Regions from separate parts of the Homo sapiens genome. Here regions 2 and 3 are each linked to region 1. The links are chromatin contacts, found by Hi-C or POLR2A ChIA-PET in ENCODE. All regions are on one chromosome and are shown on one strand. The core of a region is the stretch at or near the end of the contact, and the rest is flanking DNA. Distances in the headings are between cores, read along the strand shown. Region 1 overlaps LINC03122 (long intergenic non-protein coding RNA 3122). Region 2 has its middle 180 kb from the start of LINC03123. Region 3 overlaps SMIM15-AS1 (SMIM15 antisense RNA 1).

The links. Hi-C counts contacts between places; a loop is a spot of excess contacts on that map. ChIA-PET counts read pairs that join two places held with the same protein, here RNA polymerase II (POLR2A). Pooled maps may share reads with other maps.
Region 2: a loop to region 1 is called in a map of body of pancreas, with 2.6 times the contacts of the local background. The contact joins two enhancer-like sites. A Hi-C loop is called at or near these places in 10 of 168 maps with a recorded cell type or tissue (Caco-2, Calu3, GM12878 and 7 more), 17 of 37 single-sample maps with no recorded cell type and 19 of 50 pooled maps. POLR2A ChIA-PET finds 5 or more read pairs at or near these places in 1 of 52 experiments (activated naive CD4-positive, alpha-beta T cell).
Region 3: a pooled map shows a loop between it and region 1 (2.9-fold over the local background). The contact joins two enhancer-like sites. A Hi-C loop is called at or near these places in 1 of 168 maps with a recorded cell type or tissue (mesothelial cell of epicardium) and 2 of 50 pooled maps. POLR2A ChIA-PET finds 5 or more read pairs at or near these places in 1 of 52 experiments (PC-9).

What each region holds. Positions count from the first base shown.
Region 1 is chr5:61,657,211-61,660,665 of GRCh38, reverse strand. The region is part of intron 1 of LINC03122 (long intergenic non-protein coding RNA 3122); the gene reads right to left. Among named protein-coding and RNA genes, the nearest start is that of LINC03122, 21 kb to the right of the region's middle. Within about 2 kb of position 1,307, at least 5 of the 41 ENCODE cell types and tissues checked have a DNase peak (open chromatin) inside an H3K27ac peak, as active enhancers do; they include body of pancreas, where a contact is called at or near this core.
Region 2 is chr5:61,918,736-61,921,999 of GRCh38, reverse strand. No RefSeq gene overlaps it. Among named protein-coding and RNA genes, the nearest start is that of LINC03123, 180 kb to the right of the region's middle. Within about 2 kb of position 1,864, at least 2 of the 41 ENCODE cell types and tissues checked have a DNase peak (open chromatin) inside an H3K27ac peak, as active enhancers do; they include body of pancreas, where a contact is called at or near this core.
Region 3 is chr5:61,226,937-61,230,043 of GRCh38, reverse strand. All of the region lies in intron 3 of SMIM15-AS1 (SMIM15 antisense RNA 1), which reads right to left. Among named protein-coding and RNA genes, the nearest start is that of LINC02057, 36 kb to the left of the region's middle. RefSeq lists a silencer at 2,136-2,336. Within about 2 kb of position 1,628, at least 2 of the 41 ENCODE cell types and tissues checked have a DNase peak (open chromatin) inside an H3K27ac peak, as active enhancers do.

The DNA.
Region 1 (3,455 bases), core at 58-2,557:
ACCTTCCTCTCTGGCCATGGAGGGCATCTCTTTCTCTCTGTCTCTCTCTGTCTCTCTCTGTCTCTCTCTCTCTCTCTCTCTCTCTCTCTCTCTCTCTCACACACACACACACACACACACACACAGAGAGAGAGAGAGAGAGAAGACAGCTATGGCACTTTCTCAGGAGGTAAACATGATTTAGGCAAAATTCCCTCACTTCCTACAGTTCTTTTATCTTCTCTTTCTCCCTTCCTCGTCCAGTGTTTCTTAATGACTGGTCATGGACTGACCCCTGAATCAAAGTCACTAAAGCCCTGTTATCAGTGCAGATTCCTGGTGTCATCTCAGACTAAGAGAATTAGCAAGTCTGAAACTGGAGCAAGGGACTCTGCATTTAAACAAAGTTTTGCCCATTAAAGTTTGAGCACCACTGAAAAACTCTCTCTTCTTCTCCTGTGTTCTTCCCAACTATGCATCCCTAATCTGTGGCCTGCATCCATCTAGCCACCATTCCCCTCTGCCCCTCCACTCCTGAGGCCATCATGATGAAGCCAGTGGGAACTCCAGTGGAAGGACCCAGACAGGAATAAGATCACCTGGGCCTTCACCTTCCTTCACCGACCGAGAGCTCTTCTCTTCCTGCGCTTTTATTTTAATCTAGGACATCCCCTCACTTGGCTCCTAGAGGCCCTGTTTCATTTAATTTGGCCTCCTTGCCCAAGCAGAATCCTGGGCAAGCCTGGGAACCTAATACCCTGAATTCAAATGAAGTTGCCTGGAGGAAACTGAATGAATCAGGTAGCTAAGATTTGGCCTAACGTTGATCTATTTTTGGCCAAAGCCAACCTCCACTAATAGGTCTCTACTAATAGACTTGCAAAGATGGAGCTCTGAATCAATGCTAAACAAGAGTTATAAATCATGAAGACGTTTGCTGTCTTTTTACCTCCCAGGGATGGGAGTGAATGGGAGAGGACTCTGACCATGAAGCGCTCTAATCTAAACTCGGAGAAAATTCTCCCAGCCATTCTTCTGCTCACAGAATTTCCGCGGCACCAGTCTCCCTGCAGCTTTGACAAGTGAGCTATTTTAGTATGAGAACAAGTAGAGTTATTGTTATCTCTGCTCTGAATCAAGGATAAAAAGAAAAGGTGAGCGGGAGAAGGAGGGTGTGAGAGAGAAGAACTGGGGGTGAGGTGCGGAAAAGCAGAAAGGACTTCAGATACCGAAAGAAAAGGAGCCAGGTGCTCTTCCCGGCAAGGAAGTCACCAGCCGGCCGGTTTGTGGATTGAAATCAGCACGTGACCCCTCAGCAACCATAGTAACAGTCCCTCCCTCTGGTCTCACAGGGCTCTGGAGGGGTGAAGACAGCACGATACATGCCAAGGTGCCTTGTCAGTGGTGAAGTGTTGTCTACACAGGGTGGCAGCTCCCTGTTTGACCAGGGAGCTACTGCGCCTTTCCCACAACCCCACCCAAAGACTCAGGACGGCCCAGGCCAGAAGGAAATTTAGACAGTAGACCCTCCGTCAGCAGATACCTTTCCCTGCTCTTCCTACCGGGTCACCTAGACCCTTAACAAGGGTGCTATTTTAGCAAGAAACTGAAAATAAAAAGAGAATCTGCCCTCCGAACATGCTGAACACTTATTTTAGCACACAGCCCCATGGAGGGTCAGCGCTCCACGCATGTTTTAAAGCGTTTGTGCCTATTTATTTTGAGACCGGCAGGGCCTGAGTGAGCCACAGCTTCCTGGATTCTGCTTTGTCAGCAAGGAAGATTTGCTGCCATAGATATGCTGAGCTCCCTCTGGGGCCCCCCTTCTCCTGGAATCTGACTGAGATGAGAAGTTTATCCCAGCACTTAAATGAAGAGACTTCCTCCAGCTCCCACTTCTGCCTCACCCCTCCGCCTACCACTGACAAACAGGCCTGGCTGCAAGGTGTGCGTGTCACCAGGACCTGGCCACCAGAGGGCGACAGAGAGCAATGAGGGTCGAACAGTTTCCCAGAAGGAGCCAAATCCCCTGACACATCTGCTCCCTCCTCCAGCCCAAAAACTGCCAGACTTGCTAGCATTTGCCAGTCCACCGAAACAAACATCTCACCTTCATCGTACAGTTCCTTGGTAAACTCTTATTTTCTTCTTTATCAAGTTTGGATGGAAAACAAAACAATTAATTTTAAGAGCAGCACACAAGAACCTAAACATTATTTATGTCTCTAATTATCTTGTTCTGGTGGGTATTTTAGTCCCTGTCTGGTCAGCACATTAATTATCTTCATAACTACAGCAAAAGTTAAATAATAAGCACCCAAGGCTACAGCACTACTGTAATGTGCAAGCTTAAATGAACTTATAAATTTTATTAATGGATGCTTTATACAACTCCTTATATTATAAATCAAACAAGAAACCTATTTCTGTCTTTTAAGGGTATGGTGAAAAAGCTTTAACATTATTGAGGATAATTTTTATTAAGTTTAAAACTCCCTTTTTCCAGTAATGAGACTGTTATGAGGATAATTTAATCTAGTTTGTCATGAGGCACCCCGGCTTGTTAAATAAGTTAATAAATGACTGTGCATTAATCAAAGTGACAAAGCTATGAAGAGCTGGGGATGGGAGACAATTCTGGTGATAGTATTAATTAGTATTTAATTAGAAACTTAGGGCCCATAAATAAAAAAAAAATCATGGTAGAGACATTTATGCAAATTGCTCAGAGCCTGCAGTGGAGTTAGCTTTGCTTTAAAGAAACATGATTTTTTTTTCTAACATACTGTACACGGCAGCACTGTGGCCACATCACGTGGCTTAAACGAGCTCTTCTTTTGTTTCCAATTTGTTCCAATTACAGGCCTGTAAATTCAAATCATTCTTTTGACTGTCTTGATTGAAATGTAGAGTTTCCACAATTTCTACTGGGAGTTCTGTTTTTTTCTTCTTTTAATAAAAAAGGAGAAGTGTTTTAAAGACATAAAGAAGAGCTTTAGATTCTTTTTCTGCTCTTTTAATTAAGATGTGTGCCACCATTTTCTAAGAACAATTGTGGATTCCATTTGGTACACAAACAATGCCTCCTTTTTCAATCCTGGTGAGCTGTAACTAGGTTTTGTTATGTGATATAATATTGAAGACTGCATAGATTCAACTGCCATCATTTTTATGATAATCATAGCACTTTTAGCTTTTCTCTCAATAATGTACTTGGATAAATGGGCAATTTTTGATGGCCCAAAAAGATAATAACCGTTTGGTTCTGAACGTCACTGCTTTCCTAAGGTACATGTTCCCCCTTTTCAGACTTTATTATTTGTTGCATTTATTCAAGAAAGGTTATCCACAGTAAAACTGCTTTTTCTATTCAACAGTCTATCTCTGTCATGGTTCATTTATGTGTGAGCATGACGGACTGAAGCCCGTATTATCCACAGCTGACAAGTGTCAGGCCGACAGTTCAATCAGCCCTT
Region 2 (3,264 bases), core at 615-3,114, 260 kb before region 1:
AAGAGTATAATAATTTAGCAGGAAATATTGAACATTTGAAAATAGAGTTCAATGTAGATTTTAATCTACTGCTATGTTCTGCTATCTATTCCAGGTAGATTAAAATAAAAATCTTTGAAATAAAAATCATAAAGGGAAAACAAAAGGCAAATATTTAGCTATTCTCTGTATGGAGGAAGGATTGTCTACATTTAGAAACAAGAGAAAAATGATATAGAGAAAGAAAATAAATTTGAATAATATTTTAAATTGGATTTCAAAATAAAAGAGATAAGAAACAAAAACATTTGTCACAATAATGAAAAAGGTATAAACTGTTTATTATATAAAGAGCTCATTCAAATCAATATGCAAACAAGACAGCAATAAATAGGCAAAGGGAGAAGACCAATTAGAAAAGAGGGAACTCAAGGGTCCAAAGTGAAAAAAGGATTTAACTTCACAAATGCACAAATAAATACAAAGTAAAGCTATAATAAGTTACCACTAAATAGCGAAGATTATAATAGAGTCAATATTTGGTGATGGCAATAGTAGAGTGATCCCAACCTCAAAAAATGTAAAAATGGCTAGAAAAAACATGCCAAAATGTTAATGGTGGTTGCCCTGTGTTAATGCATACTTCAGATCCTACTGATGACAGTCGGCATTGGTGTGGCCTTCCTGTGTATCAATTTGACCTATATCAAGAGCCCTAAAAATATTATGTCCATTGTGTCTTCAGTATGTTGCTAGGTGGAAAAAGCAAATTATGAAATAATTTTTTATAATATGATCCCTGATTTTTTAGAAAGAAGGAAAGGAAGGAATGATGGAAGGAAGAAAAGAAAGAAGGAATTGTGTGTATGCAGAGACAAATAGTGGTGATTTTGTTTTCTTCTTTAAATGTCAGGGTTTGTTTGTTTTTGCAGAGTTTATATTGCCATAGAAAACAAAATTGTCTTTCAAAAGGAAGAAATTTGCAAAAAATGCTCATATCCTTTGACCCCTAATTCCCCATTTAGAAAATCATCTGAAGAAAAAGGCAAAAATGTAGACAAAGATTTGTATACAAATATGTGGTTAGAAATGAAAACAACACCAGGAGACTGTTTAAAGAAATTCTGGAGCAACTAAAAGATAGACCATTATGCAGTTGTTATAAATTATATGTCAGAAGGATTTTCAATGAAATGTTAAAATACATCTGACAAATTTTACACAAACAGAATAAAGCAAAACAAGATACAAAATTTTTTAAGAAGGATCCCAACCTCAAAAAATGTGAAAAAGACTGGGAAAAAAATATATGCCAAAATGTTAATAGTGGTTGCCCTAGGTAGATTAATTATGAAGGATTTTTGTTTTCTTCTTTATCTTTTGTTATGCTTGAAAACCCCAATTACTTAGTACCCCTTTTATAAGTGGGGGGAGCACCCTAGATTTTCTAACTCCCCAAATTAAGTTCTTCCCACAGTACCAGAATACAACAGTTCTCTTCAGTAAGGAGCTTTTCTACCTTGCCTTAAACCAGAAATGATGAAGTATCAGAAAGGGGCCATGAAACCTGCATGCCATTAAGAAAATGAAATTTCTACCAATAATCATCAGGCATCAGTATCTTCTACCTCCTTTGTCCAATGACACAACCACCAGCTAATGTCCATTATTTAGAATGACATACTGTACAACTAAACACAACCAGCCAGCAGTCCGCACTCAGAGGACATCATTTCTAGAAACACAGCCTCCAGAAGCTGTTATGCTTTCCAGCAAGGATCAGTGGCATTGCCACATACAGTACCTTGGACGGCTGCATCACTGGGTGCCTTGAGTAATCGCTAGGTAAACATCCGAGCACCAGTTGCAAAAAGATACTCCTGTGGGTAGTAAAAAATGTTCTCTATTTGCGAGTTGAGGCTTACGCCTGTGTTTTGGAGATACCTGAATTGGTTTGGCTCTTTTCCAATTATAATCTGTTTGTAATCACCCTGGGTCTGTAACATCAAGCAGTGTTATGAGGGAATTAATTCTTTCTATGTGACAGTTGTTAGTGTAATTCATGTCCTTGTTTTTAATTGCTGGATCAAATTACTTTGTAGATTATTTCATATTTCATCCCAAGAGAAAGGAATAGAAAAAAATGCACAGTGCCTCTGGTGACTTATTTGTTTAGTCTACCCAGAAAAAAAAAAAAAAAGCAGAATTAAAAAGATTGACTTTCTAAACAAAATGGTTCTTCTCTATCCTTGGAGTATATTTTGAATGATTTTAGATGGAAAGTTAGCCGAAGTACATTCTTCTTGTTTAAACACTCTCGGAACTAAGTTTATTTTTATAACAGTTCTGCCAAAATAATGGCCATAAAGGTCACAAAGCAGTATCTCCTAAGAAATACCTTGAAAAGGATTTACAATTCAATGCTCTTTCGTTAAAAGAAGCACCTTGAAGATAAGAAATTAATGAGATTTAGAATAATTTATTAAGGAACACCTAATAGACTCTCATGAGATTCAAATGTCAAGACGTTTAAAAAAACACAAAAGAAATTTAGCAAATGCAAATTATATTTGGGGGAAAAAAGACAAAGAGTATTTGAAAAATCTTATAAATGTTTATTTTTGCAGCACTGCAATTTAATCCTTGTATTTGAATACATACCCGCCAGACATTTCATATGTTTTTGATTCTAATGTTTGGAATCTCAGAAAGAACCAGTAATGATTTCTTGGTGTCTTATAAGGTGAGAGTTTACTTGCAGGCTGACAGGGAAGTAAAAGCCCAGATAAGACAAGCTCACAGAACTGAAAAGCTATGGAGAAAATTCATTGTTCTATTTATTTCCACTTTGTGATGAGTTGAGTTGAGAGCAAAATGTATTTATAACAATGGGACACTTGAAATGAACTGTTGCTGTAGCTGTCCAAGGCCAGCCAACATTCATATTGCCTCATAAATAGTCATCTTATAAAGTAGACCTGAGTGATAAACTAAAGAGGAATTATAGATCAGTGATCACTTAAAAGCAAGCACCAGGGAAATTGATAAATACTGCCTGCTGCCTGGCAAATAAAAAACACAGTCATCATTAGAGAAGGAGCTGGAACTTGCTGATTGCTGGGAAATTACAGCAATAGATAAATGAACAGACCTACTCACTCGGGGCAAAGGTGCCTTGTAGTTCAGGTAACAAAGTACTGTCAACATGGAAAGGTCCTTGAAGTAGGAGCTGAACCTGCTACCCTGAAAACAGAAGCCATATATACACACACAGTGTTGAAAAGC
Region 3 (3,107 bases), core at 379-2,878, 430 kb after region 1:
ATCATCTGAAATCTAGAAAGATTCACAGGGTTACAGATAACAGTGGAATGAACTCTGGTTGCTGACCAGGAGAACAGGGTGGGGAGTGAGTGCTGGAAGAGAAAGAGGGTCCAGGAGGCCATCTGTAAACAGGGGCATGTGTAGCACACTCAGCAGGCTGGGCCTGGCTGCTCCAAGATGTCTAATTGGGGTGGACAGATACACTCCATCCGTGGGAAACAACCCCTTCCTGTCCAGATCAGAGGTTGCTGTCAGTGCTAAGCCTATAAGTTCTGAAGCCCAGAGTCAAGACCGAAAGCCCAGGCCAGCAGCATTCAGGGCTGGTGTCAGCAACCAGGCAGGAGCCTAGGCACAAACAAACGGAAGTTGAGGGCTAAGCCATGAGCCAGGAATCAGCCTGGCGAGGAGCCAGGGGGCAGGTTGAGAGCAGACTGAGCAGCCACGGCCCCCACCAGCAGGGTGATCAATGGGTCAGAGGATGCTCTGCAGACAGACAGCAACCAGGAAGACACAGATAACCATGAGCAAAGCTGGGAAGATAGGCCAGGATCACGGCCCATCTGCAGGAAGGGGAATGGGAAGTTGGCAGAGAACAGGATCAAGGAGGACAAGCATCTCGGATGGTCTCACTGCCAGTAAGAAAGCTGCTGGTTCTTGCATACTTGCATACTTCCTGCTGGGACAAAAAGCAAGCTCAAATCAGCCCAAGGCTTCTGGGTCTGTCCTAAGGATAGGATGGGAAGGTAACACTGTGCCTCTGTAACAGTTAGATGAGAGGGCCCCTCTAGGCAGATGCAGCCCTGGCTTGGCAAGCAGAAGTGTCTAGGAGAAGAAAAGAGCCCCATCGTCCAGGCAGATGGAGGAAGCACCCCACCTGCAAGCTTGGTGAGCAGAGTGCAATCTGGATTCAGTGCCCCCTATACCGCAGCCAGAGCTTCCGTGCAACCACATGCGTAACCACATGTGATGACCCTGCTGTGAAGCGGGGGAGGAGGGTCGATTCTGGTCCTGAAATACTTGCACACACTGGCCAGATCTTAGTGTTTTGACCGTAAGTCAGGACAATTTTGAGCTTCTCTTCTCTGAGTTCTCCGGCACCTTCTCAGACACAGGGGTTGTAAATGAGTCATCACCAGGGGTGTATGATGCATTAACACTGGACTGATTTCAAACACAGAGGCAAGTGGGTGAGCCCAGAGGGCCTGGTGCATCTGCATTGTGGTGCCACCACAGCCTGCCTGGGCAGTGGCTGGCTTATGCAGAGGGCAAGCTGGGAAAAGCTACCAAAAGGCACTGCTGCCAAAAATGCCGTTCCAGTTGGATGGCAAGCCATGTTCCACGACTCCGCGGCTGGAGAACAAAAACTCCTGCTGTGCTTCTTTTAAGATCAGGAAAATACCACCTTCCTATGGGGTTACTTCTGAAGATTTCATTAAAAGGCAACGGTGGTCACAGCCTTGCGAACTTAGCTCCCTTCCCCAGGGGCGATCATTGTACCTGACCACCGTGCTTTTGTTTTGCCACTCAGAGTAGCCCTTAAACTGCCTCTACTTCCTAATTTGTCATCCACCCATTTCCTTATCTTTTGATAGCAGCTCTCCCAGGGAGCGTGTTGGTTCTGGCAAGAGGCTCTTGACCTGGTTTCTGTTTCAGTTAGGTCTATTTCCATAGGTCTGACCAGTTAGGTCTCTCTCATGCTATGCTTCTGTTCAATATTTCTTGAATGCTTGGCATGTGCCAGGCACTGTGGTAGGGGAATGCAGAGACGACTGACATGGTTTCTCCCCTTAAGGAGTTTGCACTATGGTAGAAGACACAGAAACAAACCAGCAGTAGTGGGCAGTGGCTGCGTGCAGGCATATCCAGCATCTATTCCCTCCTTCCTCTTCCTAACAGAATCATAACACTGTTCTGGAATCTTCTCTCTCCTCAAGAATCACCTCTCTTTCTCTTTCTCTCTCTCTCTCTCACACACACACACACACACACACACACACACACACACACACAGCGCCTGCGTTGGAGGTGAGGTCCAGTAACTATTTGGTGGATAAAGCCAGAAGCAGGATGAGTCAGAGGTGGCATTTAAGAGGAAGGGAGCTGGGGCCGCACTGAAAGCCCACACTGGCACTGGATGGACGGTGTTACTGGATCCACTGTGGAGTTGAACTGTATGGTGTGAGCAACACGGGCCAGCAGGACTGAAGAGAAAGCCAGTGTGCAGCTGTGCTTCGTTCATTTTCACTGCCCCAAACTATATAGTATGAATATACTATAATTTATTTATTCATATTCATGAGTTCATTTACTCATTCAGTCAATGGACATCTGAGTTCTTTCTAGCTTCTCAAAATTGTGTTTCTTTGAGAAGGGTTGTTTGATTTTGTTATTATGATAAACAGTGCTGCTGTAAACATTCCAAAACAGGTCTCCTGGTACACATGGTGAAGTTCATATTTAGGGGTTAATACCAAATTGTCTTCTCCATGATGGCACAATTGGCATTTCCAACAGCAGGCATTAGGGTTTCCATTTGTTCCATATCCTCACTCACACTTTGTCTTATGACACTTATGATATTTTTTAAATCTAGCGATTTACATTGCAAATTTGAACTTGAATTGTTCTGATATTAATGAGATTAAACATATTGTGAACATTGGTCATTTGTGTTTCTGCTTCTGTGAAAGCTTATTCAAGGCTTTTGCCCATTTCATCCAGAGAAGACTGATTTTGGCTTGGACCAGTGTAGTGGCAATGGGGTGGTGAGAAGTGGCCAGTGAAAAGAAGCACTGTGTTGTTATAAAGGAATACCTGAGGCTGGGTAATTTATAAAGGAAAAAAAGGTCTATTTGGCTCATGATTCTGATGGCTGGGAAATTCAAGATTGGGCATCTGCATCTGGTGGGGGCCTCAGGCTGCTTCCGATCAAGGCAGAAGGCCAAGAGGAGCCAGCCTGTGCAGGGACCACAGGGTGAGAGAGGAGGCAGGAGAGAGCTGGGAGGTGCCAGGCTCTTTAGCAACCAGCTCTGTGGGAAGTAATGGAGTAAGAAGTCTATCAGTCTCTATCAAGGCATTAAATCTATTAGGGCATTAATCTATTCAGG